4 separate regions of the Homo sapiens genome follow, and regions 2, 3 and 4 are each linked to region 1. A link is a loop called in an ENCODE intact Hi-C map of the cell type or tissue named here. Cell type or tissue: PC-3. All regions are shown on one strand.

Region 1 (4,000 bases):
TAAAGGTGCCGACCTTCCTAGGGGTGGCACATCCCACCTTCTTCTGCTTCCTCTGGACTCACTGGGGGGACCAAAAGGGGTCCACTGGCAGGCAACTCTGCAGGGGTGGAGGGTGGGGGGCTGGCTCTGCCCCACACACAGATTCAGGTCCCAGCCGGTCCTAACCCGCCAGCTGCCCCTCCCAGTGAGACCCTGCAGAGCGTGGCAGCCTGTGCTTTCTTTCTGCCATTGCTCTGGCAGAGATAAAAAGGAAAATGGAACCCAGAGAAACAGAAACAAGGCAGCTAGCTTCTCAACTGGGAAAGAATTACATTTTCTCTAGAACATCAGATTCGATAGAAAATAAAATCTATTAAAATGTTTCTATAAAATATAAAAGAATTATGTTTTTTCTGGTGTTCTGTAAGGGAAAGGATTATGTTTCTTCTATAAAATCAGTGTTTCTCAAAAACATTCATGTCCCAGCACAGTAAAGATGTATTGCTGCTGACTGCCTGTCACCCACTGGTGGCGGGAAGATGTGGTGGCCACCAGGTGATCGCACCCCGGACACCCCACAGTGAGCCATGTGGTGTATCAGTCTCTCACCCACCAACATCTGCAGAGAGGAAGCCATGGAGAGGTCCCCATATATATGGTCTTGGAGAAACAGTTCAAAGGGCTCTGCCAAGAAACTGGAACATCCAAGCAGGGGTAGGGCACCCAGGGGTACCTTCCACCCACAGAAGCAAAGGGACAGCTTCAGCTCGGAGGCCCCCACACACCAACTCAGAGCTCACAGTTAACCCTGGAAGTCACAGCTGCCACAGGCCATGAACAAGAGTCACGTGTTTTACTATCAGAGCGAACCCTTTCTAAATAATATGTCAAATATTAATATTAACCAAAGTATCAACACCTATGAGATTCCCTGCCTTTTAACATTCAAGTGTGACCATGTGTGAGATGCCTTCAAAGTCCAATGACACGCAGTCATTTGTTTTTAGTTTTTAATAACTAATTTGGCTCATTATAAAATAACTCATAACAAATAACCAATTTGGCTCATTATAAAATAACTAATAACTAATTTGGCTTATTATATATATAATCATTATAGAAAATTTGGAAAATACAGAGAAAGTTTTAAAAGATTATTAAAATCACCCTTAAGCACTCCACCACAAATAAGTCCCATATATACCAGATTTCCTTCCAGTCTTGTTTCCTTTTTTTTTTTTTTTTTTTGAGACAGGGTCTCACTCTGTTGCCCAGGCTGGAGTGCAGTGGCACAATCATAGCTCACTACAGCCTCAACCTCCCTGGCTCAGGCAATCCTCCTGCCTCAGCCTCCCGAGTAGCTAGGACTACAGGTATGCGCCACCATGCCTGGCTAATTTTTGTATCTTCTGTAAAGAATACGAAATTCTGCCAGGTTGCCCAGGCTGGTCTCGAATTCCTGGGCTTGAGCGATCCACCTGCCTCAGCCTCCCAAGGCATTGGGATTACAGGCTTGAGCCACTGCACCTGGCCCAGTCTTCTTTCTACGGAGATAGGTGTGTGGTAAACGTGTGTTTGTGTGTTTGTTTTATGGTTTAACTTTTTGTCATTTTGCTGAGACCCAAATTTCAATCCTGCTCCTGGGAGGTTCAATTAAACGTGAAAGCCTTGGTCGGAGGAAGCCCAGCTCAGCCGCCCACAGCCTGCATCTCAGCCAAGCCCTGCTTCCTCTTGGTATCGTGCACAGTGACACTGATGGAGCCACACATGACTGGGTTTTATAGTGGGAATCACACGCTACCATGGTGTCTGGGTGTCGATGAAGGTCTCCGAGCACATCCTTCCCAAATGCCAAGGGCTGACCGTCGCTGAGGCGAGTGTTTTTTCTCTTTGGGTCTTGCTACTATTCTTTCCAGTTATATCACAGTAACGGAGAAGCACATAAATCTTCTGCGCTATTCGTCATAAAGAGCAAGTGTCAAGGCACCAAACTGTGTAAACACAGCTGGTACGCAGTAAAACTATTTAGATAACTAGCATATTTATTTTGTTCTTTCATATCCCATACTATAATAGTACCTAGGACACAGTAAACGTTGAATGAAAGATGAATATTATTAACTGGGACATTGAAATAATTTCTGCAGACCCAAAAGAAAGTGCCACCAATATAATGGAAAACTATAAAATTATACTATGTGAAACTGATATAGACAGAAAAAAATTAAATCTCTGAAGAACAACTTTATAGTTCTAGGGTCCTGTATGCGAGGCAGCCTAGCTCAGCAGCGACACCCTGTGGTGAGAGATCTTTGACTCCCAGCAACAGAGTGTCTTGCAGGGCACAGGAAGCAGAAAGCCAGCCCAGGCATCCAATCCCTAAGGCAGGCGATGAGCCAAATGGACAGGCAGGATTTAGCAGATGACTGGGTGCCAAGATCCTCTCCATGGAACTTAATTCCGTGAGGATGACTGAGATCTGTTAAGTAGGGATGCCAGAAAGAAAACCAAATACAAAGCACAAACCCAATTCCATTCCCAGTCTCTGTGGTCCAGATCTATAAATACTGACCCATAGCACAGTGACTAGATGCAGGAGGAATTCAGCTGCCTCCGGAAAGACCACCTCAGGCAGTGCATATCCACCTTCAAATTCATTTGCACTATAATCCTTTAGAGAACTTGTATTCCAAGAAAACATCATATAAAACCTTGACTTCTGCCATTTCCTTCTACAGCAGATTCAAGGACACCTAAGCAGAGTTAATAAACATTAAGAGGCCGGGAGCGCCATGCCTGTAATCCCAACACTTTGGAAAGCCAAGGCAGGCAGATTGCTTGAACTCGGGAGTTCAAGACCAGCCTGGGCAACATGGCGAAACCCTGTCTCTACAAAAAGTATTAAAAATTAGCCAGGCATGGTGATGCACACCTGTAGTCCCAGCTACTCGGGGGGCTGAGGTGGGAGGATCGCTTGAGCTTGGGAGGTGGAGGCTGCAGTGAGCCATGATTGCACCACTACACTCCAGCCTGGGCAACAGAGCAAGACCCTGCCTCAAAAACTAAAAATAAACATTAAGAAATGAGGATATGTACAACATACACGTACTCATTCCATTCCTTGGGCTCCCAAAGTAAAGCAGAATTCAGTCAGAAATAAGCAGCTGAGAGGAAAGTAGTCCACAGCACAGATATCCAAGAAAATCAACAAGGCCAAGTGGAGGGCCCGCAATGGGAAGTGAACATTTCTGAAAATAATTATTTTCCAAAGTTATTATGTAATAAGGGGCTTAGTAGGGAGTGTCCATGTATGTGTATACAGAGCAAATATTTGCTTTAATCATGTTCAAGCATTTCATTCCCAAAGTTTGTGAAAGGGGAAATCAATACTCCCTCAATTGATCAATGAACAGGTGAAAAAGTATCACCTCCCACTGCCCCAGGCTGTTTAAAAAACTGGAAGGACAAAAATGTGAAGCATCTGTTGTGTGCTTGAATATAAGCAGACACATGATACAAAGCCCTGACATGGGTATTTCAGGTTATACTCATCCTAAATACACCAGAAATGCCAAGAGTTCCAAACTTCCACTCACAAGAGAATAACCTGGGGCAGGGCCACTCTTCCTATCCACTACTCTGTCCAAGAGTCCGGAGGTCAAGTCCGAAGACCAGCATGATCAGAACTCCGAGAAAGGGCAGGGAGCTCTGCCAAGGGCAAGGCCAGGCCACCTCACTCCCGGACTTCCCCAGCTGGGAGCCTCAGAGCAGGCACTGGCTAAGGTAGCCAGCCCCAGCCCTCCATCCCCAGGAAAAGGCGACAGAGAAGGTCTAGGGGACTGGCAGTGCTCTCAGATTTTCTATCTGTCTTCTCCAAGTGAGCCCATCACACCCAGATAGCTCATAGCTCTGCTCTCCTCCAAAAACTAAGGGACACAGTGTAACACAAAAGAAAGTGCCTCCTTTTTAAAAAATGTTGGGATGAGAGGTATAATTTGTTTGTTTCAAGAGAAAGTAGGTA
Region 2 (4,000 bases), 270 kb before region 1:
CAGGGACACCTGCTCTCTCTTAGGTCGGCCAATCCACAACAGGGCGCTCATCCAATTTCTGTCCACCTGAGAGTCCACGAGGGCACACCCAGCTGTGCTCCTTCCTGATCAGGTCCCACTTACCACCCACAAAAGGGGAGAACATGGCTCTTTTGAAGGATCCTCATTGAGGGCTCTCATGAGTAAATTATCAATGAAAGTTGATAATTAAAGCAACTACCTCATTTGTTGATAATCCAGCAACAAGTGAGGTAGTTACATTAATATTAAAAGCAGTAACACACACCTTAGATTTGTATGGCATTGTGTTGTTTTAAAAATTCTTTTCCAGGTATTGTGCAGTCTGATTACAATGGCACAAGCTACAGCTCAAGCAGCCTTGAGCTAAGAATCGTTGAATAGTAGCAGTGCCATAGGGTTCAATGTATTCGGCAGCCGACGTCCAGATTCCAGGGGAAAGGCAACGTGATTACACAGAGGCTTTGTGAAGGGAAGGACTAAAGGAAGAGATGTAGAAAGAGGGGAAAGGGCCGGGCGCGGTGGCTCACGCCTGTAATCCCAGCACTTTGGGAGGCCAAGGCAAGTGGATCACGAGGTCAGGAGTTTCAGACCAGCCTGATGAAGGTGGTGAAACCCCGTCTCTACTAAAAATACAAAAATTAGCCGGGGGCAGTGGCAGGCACCTGTAATCCCAGATACTTGGGCGGCTGAGGCAGGAGAATCTCTTGAACCCAGGAGGCGGAGGTTGCAGTGAGCTGAGATCACGCCACTGCACTCTATCTAGCCTGGGCAACAGAGCAAGACTCTGTCAAAAAAAAAGAAAAGGAAGAAAGGAAGAAAGGAAGAAAAAAGAAAGAAAGAAAGAAAGAAAGAAAGAAAGAAAGAAAGAAAGAAAGAAAGAAAGAAAGAAGGGAGGGAGGGAGGGAGGGAGGGAAGGAAGGAAGGAAGGAAGGAAGGAAGGAAGGAGAAAGAATAAGAAATGGGCACTTTGGGAGGCCAAGGTGGGCGGATCATGAGGTCAGGAGATCGAGACCATCCTAGCTAACACGGTGAAACCCCGCCTCTACTAAAAATACAAAAAAATTAGCTGGGTGTGGTGGTGGGCGCCTGTAGTCCCAGCTACTTGGGAGGCTGAGGTGGGAGAATGGCATAAACCCGGGAGGCGGAGCTTGCAGTGAACAGAGATCATGCCGTCAAAAAAAAAAAAAAAAAAAAAAGAAGAAGAAGAAAAAGAAAAGAAATCGGCATGAAATCAAAGTGGCCAACAAGGACCACTTTTCCTATGGAGAAGAGTTCAGTGTGGTTTTGAGGTTTGGAATTTGATCTGTATTCTTTCAACCAACAATGAACAGATTTAAAAGTAGGTATTTGACAAGTATTTGCTCACTGATGAACAAACACAGAGGTCAACAAAAGAGGGTTACCAGCACCCCAGAGTGAAAGAATGGAGAGTGGGAATGCGGCTTGTTTGTCTAAGCAGTGGTGGAGCTGAAGCCACTTTGATTTCCAGTATGGAATAATTCGTCAGGTGACCTGGGATGAGAATGTTAACCCTCTTTTTGTTGCTATGAAAAAGGCGGATAATATCTATTCCATACAGGGCAGCACTAAAGGAGGGTAAACATGATTGATCACTGTGACTTTGAGGAAGGAAGACAGTATAATAAATACTAATTATAATAACCATTCCTGGCTTCTAAGAAAAATGCCTTTTAAAAAAGGAAGGAAGGAAAGAACAATCCCTCCAACAGGGGGCCTCCTGGGACAGGCTTGGTGTGTCATGGCCTCGTGCCGGTCCGAATAAATCCAAAGGGGAAAGGATTCGGTGACAGTTCACAACAGCAGGAGCAGGCAGAAGACCTTCGCTTTTTTCAACGTTTTACATAAATTAATTTCATGTTTCAATTGCCACATTATCACAACTTTAGATTAATATACATGGGGCCAAGACTTGCAGATAATTGTATATTTCTGCACTTCACGTAAATGCTAGCTATAAACATTTAAAATGTAAAATGTAAAATGAGCGGTGGCTCATGCCTGTAATCCCAGCACTCTGGAAGGCCAAGGCAGGCTGAGGCAGGCGGATCACTTGAGGTCAGGAGTTCGAAACCAGCCTGGCCAACATGGTGAAACCTCATCTCTACTAAAAAAAATACAAAAATTTGCTGGGCAGGGTGGCGTGCGCCTATAATCCCAGCTACTCAGGAGGCTGAGGCAGGAGAATTGCTTGAATCCTGGAGGCGGAGGTTGCAGTGAGCTGAGATCGTGCCACTGCACTCCAGCCTGGGTGACAGAGCAAGACTCTATCTCAAAAAAAAAAAAAAAAAAAAAAAAAAAAAAAATATATATATATATATATATATATATATATATATACACATACATATATATATACACACACACATACATATATATATATATGGTTGGCCTACATATATATATACACATACATATATATATATATATACACACATATACATATATATATATATATATATATATATATATATATATATATATATATATATGGTTGGCCAGGCACTGTGGGTCATACCTGTAATCCCAGCACTTTCAGAGGCTGAGGCAGGAAGATTGCTTAAGCTCAGGAGTTTGACACCAACCTGGGCAATATAGTGAGACCCATCTCTATAAAAATTACAAAAAAAATTAGCCAGGCGTGGTGGTTCATGCCTGAAGTCTTAGCTGCTCCGGAGGCTGAGGCAGGAGGATTGCTGGAGTCCAGGACGTCGAGGCTGCAGTGAGTCATGATTGTGCCAGTGCACTCCAGCCTGGGAGACAGAGCAAGACCCTGTCTCAAAAAAAAAAAAAAGTAAAGTCCATAAACTAGCTTCATATAAAAACTCCGGTATATACAACGACAGATATTTCATCATCTCTGGCCCCTAGCAAATAGTTGCATCCTTGAGTGAATCATTTCAGCTCTCTGTGACTTTGTAATTCCAATCTTATATCCTGTACACTGCCTAGTGCCTTCTGGAAATAAATGGGAACATGCCTGAACTTTCCAGATAAATTTACCAGCCCTTTAGCCCTTCCCCTCTCGGCTCTCTGTTTCTTCCCTGTTTCTCGAGAACACGCACATGGTTTACAGCGTGCTTTACAGCGTTTCAAGCCCAAACAGAACACGCTCCACAGGGAAGGGGCTGATTGGTTTAGTTTTCAGGCAGCCCCGCGAGGGGTGGTAATTGACACTTGAACAATGACATGTTGCATTCCTTCATATCGCAGCAGTAATTGAACACACATGAACCCCCTGCACTGGTGACCCTGGAGTGTGCCACACACCTGGAAATAGTGAGGTTCAATTAATATGTCACCGCCACTAAGCAGCTACCAGTGAGAACCACCAGTCAGCTGCCACAGCCCAGCGGTCACAGAACAAAGCAGAGAGCAATGCGGGGTGAACCCCGGGAGCTGCTGCTCCCCTGCAGAGCTTCCCCGGACTGGCCCCTAAAATCTGGTTTTCCCAAAAAAACTTACTCACTTTTAATGACTCCAATTAATTTTATCTAACAGCTTTGTTCACCTCTCCCTCAAAGAGTTATTTTTGCATTAAAATAGCAAAATGCTCAACTAGAAGGGGACGGCAATGACCCAGCTAAATTTTTGTGATGACACTTTTAATATAAAAAACAGATCAGAAATGGAATATGATATGAATATGAATATGAAAGGCGGGATTCAAGCCAAGGAAATAAAGAAAGAATGATGGATTCCACCTCTTTCATTCAGTCCCTTGAGTATTTGTGGTGTGCTGACAGTAGCCCGGGGTTACTGCAGAGATTATTGCAAGCCTGGCAGCTGCTCTTCCAGAGCTCACAGACTCGGGGTGATAGCACAATGATGTGGGACAAATCCCCCGAGGCAGAGAATGGGGCACCCAGGGCAGCCTCATCAGTGCCCTCCCCTCATCTGGAAATCTCAGGAGACTTCCTGGAGGAAGCTGCATCTAAGCTGGAGAAGCAGCAGGAGTGAG
Region 3 (4,000 bases), 420 kb before region 1:
CAGGATGGAAGGGGTTAATGGTGCTATTCTTTCTTGAATATTCTGTAACACACCACAATGAGCCAAAAGCAGTCACAGGGAACCATCATGAGGAGTAGCATGTTTTTACCTATGTTAACTCCAACATCCGCAATAGCTGAACCTTAGAATTATTATCCGAATTGTGCATACCAGGAAACAACAGATTTGATGAGTTTAATAACTTGTCCAACATTACAAAGTTAGCAAGAGGTAGGGTCCAGAAATGAACAGCGTCCTTTCTTCTGCAGGCTGGCTCCCATGAAATACTATTCTTATGCCTGTTGAGGTCTGATGTGGTATCACATTATACTACTGGACCAGCTAGGGGGTCAAGAGCATTATGCCATCTCTGTAGTATGCTTAGGGGTCAGTCCTGAAATGAGCAGAGTTCACTTTCAGCCATGAAAAGGATATTCCGAGGAACTGATATCTTAGATTGCTTTCTTTTAGTGCATAGACATCACTTGAGAGGCTTCATGTTACTGAGACATCTTGTAAACTTTACAGCTACTGTTTTACACTTCATCAGCATTCCTGATCTTATTATGGTGTTCACTTCAAATAATGTTGGGTGTGTAAGAATCAAATGCAAATTGTACAGTATTTGACACGGATGTCTTTAGGAGCCAATATTTCCTTAAATATCATGGTTTCAGTGTTATCCACTAATGCTTTAATAGATAGGGTTTCTTTGCATTCATAAATGGTAATAAAGATACGAGTTGTCTACTATAAAACCAAACACTTATATTTCCCAACTACTAAAACATCTATGTAATCTTGAATCCATCTGACCTAAAGGAAGGAAAATGTTCTCAACCCAGGCTACACATTAGAACACTTGGGAAGCTTTGAAAAATTCTTAATGAATGGGCCCCACTCCTAGACCAATTAATTCAGATCTCTGAGAAGTGTGGTCTGAGAACTGATGGTTTAGAAAACTGTACAGACAGTTCTAACATGCAGCCAGCTTGAGAACTACTGGGTTTAGACAAGAATGGATTTTTTTGTTTTTTGAGATAGAGTCTCACTCTTTCGCCCAGGCTGGAGTGCAGTGGCACAATCTTGGCTCACTGCAACCTCTGCCTCCTAGGTTCAAGAGATTCTCCTGCCTCAGCCTCCCAAGTAGCTGAGATGACAGGTGTGCACCACCATTCCGGGCTAATTTTTGTATTTTTAGTAGAGACAGGGTTTCACCATATTGGCCAGGCTGGTCTTGAGCTCCTGACCTCAAGTGATCCACCTGCCTTGCCCTCCCAAAGTGTTAGGATTACAGGCATGAGCCACTATGCCCAGCTAATATGGTTTGGTTCTGTCCCCATCCAAATCTCATCTTGAATTCCCATGCGTTGTGGGAGGGACCTAGTGGGAGGTAATTGAATCATGGGGCCAGATCTTTCTCACGTTGTTCTCGTGACAGAGATCTGATGGTTTTAAAAATGGGAGTTTCCCTCACAAGCTCTCTCTTTGCCTGTCGCCATCCATGTAAGACATGACTTGCTCCTCTTTTCTTTCCACCATGATTGTGAAGCTTCCCCAGCCACATGGAACTATGAGTTTTCCATGAAATCTCTTTCCTTTGTAAATTGCCCAGTCTTGGGTATGTCTTTATCAGCAGCATGAAAATGAACTAATACACCAGCCAAGAATGGATTTTTAAATTAATGGAGTTAGGTCTGATTAATATCAATGCATTAATGTATAAATGTCTACATTATGCATTACAATAAACAGTTTTGAATATAACACAACTAAAATATATGCAATGAATACAATACATACAGTAAGTCATTAGCTTCCAGGTATAAGTAGATGCTCAATAAATATTACTGAGTTACTGAATGAATGGCATCCTACAAAGTTTTATATGAAAAATTATATTTTGATGAAATTAAGATGCCATCAATTGTAAGATGTAGTATCACTGATAAAGAAAATAGATTCATTAAATTATGACATGCTATCTAGTATGTCACACCCTAACTTCAAAAATGTTAAAAAGGCCAGATGTGGTGGCTCATGCTTGTAATACCAGCACTTTGGGAGGCCAAAGTGGGAGGATCACTTGAAGCCAGGAGTTCAAGACCAGCTTGGGCAACATAGCAAAATCCCATCTATATGTAAAAATAAAAAAATTACCTGGGCATGGTGGTGCACGCCTGTAGTCCCAGCTACTTGTGAGGCTGAGGTAAAAGGATCACTTAAGCCTAGAAGTTTGAGGCTGAAGAGAGTTATGATCGTGCCATTGCACTCAAGCCTGTCTCAGAAAAAAGTTAAAAACAAGAAAAAAATACAATATTTTGAAATTACTGTATTCTCTTTTTCTGCTTAGTCTAGGCCAACTGTTATACCATTAACTTCCACTAGATGCCGCTGTGACCTGCTACTTCAGGTTCCGAAAGGCAATCTGAAAGCCAATTTTCTCCAAGGATTTAAAATTGAAATAATTCACCCCCTTTAAAGACAAAAGATATTTTAACCACCTCATATTTTAGGGGGTTGTGGCTCATTCTTTCTTTGTGTTAAGACCTATCTGAAGTATCTCATGAAGTGTACAATTATTTAAAAAGGAAACTGAAAAGTTTTAATGGCTTGATAGAAAACAATTGCTTCCCTTTTATCCACATCCCCAAATTTCACATTTTGCGTGTAACTCATGACTAGTCTGCAGTGGGTTATAGAGAAGAGATGGTAACACTGATAGGAAGGCTGATGTTGACTTCAATGAAATAAGAAGTAAAACTTGAAGGAAAGAGTATGACATCTTCTGATTTGAAGACAGCAGATCATGGTACCCTGTACCCATGAGTCACTGCTCCCAGAGATAGGAAAAGCTGGGTGGAAAAGAAAATTTGGGCTGATAGGACTGGGTCCTGAGCTTGAAGCCAAGCCCAGTGTTAACCCTGGGCATTGACCCAGGCCCTCCCTGACTGAAAATCTGGAAGATTTTCCCTGCTGGGTGAGAATCACTTTTTCAGCAAAACAATACAAGCTTTAGGGCCAAAAGGAAGCCCATGAAGCTTCCAGAGACGTGCTTAGAGCAATGCTGCTCAAATTCTTACCAATCTCCACTATATGAGAACAGAAATGGACAGTAAGTATCTCAAAACTTGTATAACAAATTTAAACAGGTTTACGTCTGCTAAATCTAATAAAAAGAAATCAGGATTGTATTTCATATGTCTTTGTTTCATATTTCATTTTTCCAGTAATTCAATTCTTTTAGTATTTTACAAAAGTATTGGTCCATAATAGATTGGAATTTTTTAAAAAATAGCCCTTCAGCCCAGATAGCTTTTGAAGCACTGCAGACAGCCCACCCCAAGCTGCTGGAGGAGGCAATTCCAGGACGATGAAGCCATCATACTCCTGAATAATGTTCTAGTAGACCAAACAGCTAAGAAAGGGCTGAAGAACAGGAGCACTTAGATGATAAAGGACAGGATGACTGGAGAGCTAAAAAGAAATCCTAAGAACAGAACACCTCGGGGAGTCCCAGCCTCTGAACCCACAGTCAGCAGCTCACCAGAACCTAACATTTCTGCAAAGGCTCAGAGATTCCACCATTGCCACTCCCAGCAGTTCGCCTGCCCAATGTAGACAATCAGCCTAGCACTGACTTTGGGACAAGAGGATCTCAGGTGGTTACAGTGAAAAGAAAATGCAAAACCACTCAGGATTGCCCAAGTCTGACATATTTAGGTTCAGAAGAGAAACACACAGAGAGGTCCATTGTTAACCCCTTCCTGGTTTGATCCACCCAAAGCCAGCCGGCTTGGATGGAGGGGAGGCGTAAGGCACTGTGGACTTCCATTTATGGGTAACTGTGAGCTGGCTTTTGTCTTCTCTGAAAAATGCCCTGTTACACTAGCATACTGTCAGTGTCTTTTTTGGATAGCCATTTGGTAATATCTATCAAAATGTAAACAGTGAATACTCTTCAACTCAGCTATTTCTCTGCTAGAAATTCATCCCCCAG
Region 4 (4,000 bases), 170 kb before region 1:
CTTTGGTCCCTCTGCGCTGCCCAGATGGACTTGCTGACCACTGAAAAGGAAGAACAGCGTGCGGTCACTGGGAGGTGTCACAGGACGACTTAAGACAATGAGCTGAAGAATAATCCATGATGAGAGAGCTGGGCGTGCTGGGGAGAGGGCTGAGGCTCGCTGCAGGGAAAAGGCAGCCTGGGCTGAGCTCTGACTTTCTTCCACCCTGGTGAATGGTTTTAAGAACTGCTCAAATAACCAGCAGGATGCAAGTTCAACAAGGAGTCGAAATTTCTTCACACAACGTCACTCCTCCTAATTCTGGTCATCTGCGGTGATGGCTGGAACCACTTCCTCACCTCCCAGCGCTTTTAAGAAACACTGTGCAACTCTAGGTTTTTTGGCTGAGATTGGAGGAAAATAGGCCGAGTTGGCAAACAATGTTTTATCTTATAAAACAAAGTTGGCTCATATCAGCCACAAGTGAAACTCATCCTGATCCTACTTCTTTTGAATATTTTCCAAATGTACTCAAGTCACGTCCTTCTTAACAGCTTTCGAAGTATAGAATTTTCTCAAGTTTTTATTTTGAAGAATTTTAAATCTAAAGAAAAGCTGAAAGAATAGTGCAACAAACCTCATATTCTCTTCCATTCTCACACCAAATGAAAATATTTTCTGTATTTGCTTTCTTTCTTCACACATAAACACACACAAGCACACATTTTTTTTTCCTGCAACATATAAAGATAAGTTGCAGCTGGGTGTGGTAGCTCATGTTTGTAACCTTAGCACTTTGGGAGGCCAAGGTGGGAGGATTGCTTGAGGCCAGGAGTTCAAGACCAGCCTGGGCAATATAGTGAGACCCTGCCTCTACAAAAAAATTTTTTTTTAAATTAGCGGGCCGTGTGGCACACTCCTATTGTCTCAGCTACTTGGGAGGCTGAGGCAGGAGGATCATTTGAGCCCGGGAGTTCAAGGTTTCAGTAGTGAGCTATGATGGCACCACTGCACTCCAGTGACAGAGCAAGACCCTCTCTAAAAAAAAAAAAAGTGAAAATAAAAAAAGTTTTTTAAAAGCTGCAGGCATTGTGACACTTTCTGCTTAAATACTTTATCTCCTGAGAACAAGAACCTCCCATAAAATTATAATAGCATTAACTATGACCACTCAAGAAAGTCTGGATACAAACGGTCCATGTTCACGTCATTCCCACTGTCCTTTTAATATCCTTTGTGGCTATTTCCCTCCATCCAGGATCACACACATTACATTTAGATGTCATGCCTCTTTCGTCTTCTCTAATCCCAAACAATTCTGCCACCTTCTTTTGGTCTAATTGTTTGTGCGCAGACCTGACATTTTTGCAGGGCACAGGCCTGTTGTTGTGGAATCAGTGAGCGGTCCTCGGACTTCAGCTGCATGAGAATCCCTGGAGTATCTGTTATGACACAGGGTGCTGGGCCCAGCCCAGGGGTTTCTGATGCAGTAGCCCCTGGTTGAGGCTGAGGCTGCTTCCTGGGATCTCACTTTGAGAACCACTGTTACCTGGAAGGTTTGACAATTTAGATGCGTCTATTGTTTCCTCACAATTAGAATCAGATTAAACCAATGTTAAACTCTCTCACTATTTCGGTTCTTCCCATCGCATCCCACCAGGAGGCATAAGATGCCCGTTTGCTCCATTACTTGTGATGCTAACTTGGTCAAGGTGGTGTCCCTGCAGTTTCTCTAACAGAGACACAGAAAATAATCATTCAGACCAGTGCTCGGTCCCTCATTTTAAGATACTGAACTACGGCCGGGCGCGGTGGCTCACACCTGTAATCCCAGCACTTTGGGAGGCCAAGGCGGGCAGATCACAAGGTCAGGAGATCGAGACCATCCTGGCTAACACGGTGAAACCCCACCTCCACTAAAAATACAAAAAATTAGCCGGGTGTGGCGGCGGGCACCTGTAGTCCCAGCTACTCAGGTGACTGAGACGAGAGACTGAGGCAGGAGAATGGCGTGAACCCGGGAGGCGGAGCTTGCAGTGAGCCAAGATCGTGCCACTGCACTCCAGCCTGGGCGACAGAGTGAGACTCCGTCTCAAAAAAAAAAAAAAAAAAAAAAAAAAAAGATACAGAACTACTAAGATACTAATAAAGGAGTTGAAAAGAATGAAGATGAGCCAGCACTGACCTGTGGACCCAGTATCGGTAATAAAGGGGAAGGACGCTGTTGGGCCCTTTGTCCTGAAACTCTTTGATCAGTTTCTCCAGCACAGTCACGACTCTGGCGATGAGATAATCGGCTCTTAAGGGCTTCAGTTCTGCCTTGTGTTGTTTATTGTATTCTGTGATGAGGTCGTTGATGCAGATGGTAGGGTTACTGTTAGTCACATTAAATCCACAGCCTGGACAAAAACAAACAATTGAGCAGCTCAGCCTGTTGATGGCATCACACATTCCTCTCTGCCACATGGAAAAAGTTACAGTCTTGACTGTCAACTTCCTCCTTCCTTGTCCTCATTTCAGATTTCGTGTCTCTAACCACTTGAAGAGTGACATGTATTTCTGTCCATCTTCCTTTTTGTCCTTCTTTTATTATTCTTGTTCAAGCTAAAACCATCTCAACCTTACTGCAAATAAAAAGGTGGGAAAAAAGAAAGCCACATTTGATTCAATTTAATTCAATAGAAGCTATTAAATATGGGACAAAACGTATCAGTGTTGCCTCTGAAATAAGTGGTCTACCAAGCATTGTAGCTCTGCACTGAGTCCAGGAGAGAATAAAATCTCTGGTTTCTTCTCCTGCTTGAATAACAGATCCCACGCTTGAAAATAGAGTTTTATTCAGGACTTGGGAAGTAAACTCTGGACTCAGAGATTTCAAACCTTGGTCATGGCATAACCCTAGAAATGCATCTTTTAATACTTTATTCTTGGAAGTCTTTGGTGCTAAGGTTACGCTGTTGGCAAGACGCCGACTCATGTTCAGTGGCTTTTTGCAGGGTCCTAAACCAAGGCTTCATGAGAGTTACCAGGGATGGTGTCTGAATAGGCTTATCTGTGCAGTTACTTAACACCACTATCCTCTCCAGGCAGAGGGCGGTGTCTTCAGAAAAGCTGGACTTCAGTGTTCAGCAGGGCCCTGAATCGGCCTGCGAGAGGTCTTCAGTAAGAAATGAAATACTGCAAAAACTAAGCAGTAAGAAAACTACCATGTTTTCAGTGACTTTAAGAAAAAAAATCCCCAAAACATTCGCCACAGGCAGAACAATGCCATTTGTAACAACAGCCTTCCCGGCAAGTGTCCTGCCGTTTCCAGTGTGAAGGGAAGGATTGACTGGTCTCAGATTTTAAAACAATATACTGGCTATTAAAATACAAAGCAATTGTCAATTACCTCTGGAAAAAAAACAAGTAACTACAGCAACAGGGGCAGGACTTGCAGTTGCTCACGTATTCATTCATTCAATACATACAGGATCTGAAGCACCTACTGAACGTTCGTAAGGCATTAAATCAAGTGCTGTACAGCACTGAAAATTCTCCCGTGTTCAGAAAACTGGAATTCCTAGGAGGAGTAGCAACACTCACTACTGGCCACTTAGGCTATGTCCTTCTAAGGACCGGTGAGCACCCTGCTGGCTGCTCTGAATCCCCAAAGTCAGAGACCCCATCCTATGGCCTTCAGAATTCAATAAAAGCTATGGGTTCTCACCATAGGAAAATGTTTCATTCCCCTACTTTATTTTTTATTTTTATTTATTTATTTTTTGGAGACGGGGTCTCACTCCAGTTGCCCAGACTGGAGTGCAGTGGAGCCCTCATAGCGCACTGCAGCCTCAACCTCCTGAGCTCAGGTGATTTTCCCATCTCAGCCTCCTGAGTAGCTAGGACTACAGGCAGGCACCACCACGCCCAGCTAATTTTTTGTATTTTTAGTGGAGACAGGGTTTCGCCATGTCACTCAGGCTGGTCTCGATCTCCTGGACTCAAGCAATCCACCCACCTCAGGCTCCTGAAGTGCTGG

Evidence for each region. A loop is a pair of places that touch in the nucleus more often than their neighbours do. Peaks named below come from ENCODE experiments on the same cell type or tissue, not always from the same donor. Only the 100,000 strongest peaks of a DNase experiment are listed, where the experiment ranks them.
Region 2: it touches region 1 in a loop (7-fold over the local background); 27 of 110 quality-filtered maps call a loop at or near these places.
Region 3: a loop joins it to region 1, with 8 times the contacts of the local background. A loop is called at or near these places in 93 of 110 quality-filtered maps.
Region 4: a loop joins it to region 1, with 8 times the contacts of the local background. A loop is called at or near these places in 67 of 110 quality-filtered maps.

The regions. Positions count from the first base shown.
Region 1 is chr21:36,925,534-36,929,533 of GRCh38, forward strand. All of the region lies in intron 5 of HLCS (holocarboxylase synthetase), which reads right to left. Among named protein-coding and RNA genes, the nearest start is that of HLCS-AS1, 39 kb to the right of the region's middle. RefSeq lists a silencer at 2,220-2,412. In PC-3, CTCF peaks have their summits at 2,279 (motif pointing left) and 2,485; a DNase peak (open chromatin) is centred at 2,348; H3K27ac peaks cover 2,853 bases.
Region 2 is chr21:36,660,309-36,664,308 of GRCh38, forward strand. All of the region lies in intron 1 of LOC105369308 (a long non-coding RNA gene), which reads right to left. Among named protein-coding and RNA genes, the nearest start is that of SIM2, 37 kb to the right of the region's middle. In PC-3, a CTCF peak has its summit at 1,741; a DNase peak (open chromatin) is centred at 1,773; H3K27ac peaks cover 726 bases.
Region 3 is chr21:36,502,035-36,506,034 of GRCh38, forward strand. It overlaps a transcript of CLDN14 not described here. Among named protein-coding and RNA genes, the nearest start is that of CLDN14, 24 kb to the left of the region's middle. In PC-3, CTCF peaks have their summits at 2,384 (motif pointing right) and 2,583; a DNase peak (open chromatin) is centred at 2,407.
Region 4 is chr21:36,754,378-36,758,377 of GRCh38, forward strand. HLCS (holocarboxylase synthetase) reads right to left here. Exons shown (of 11, transcript NM_001352514.2): 10 at 2,165-2,378; 11 at 1-40. Among named protein-coding and RNA genes, the nearest start is that of SIM2, 57 kb to the left of the region's middle. RefSeq lists an enhancer at 2,031-2,532. In PC-3, a CTCF peak has its summit at 1,609; a DNase peak (open chromatin) is centred at 2,384; H3K27ac peaks cover 2,702 bases.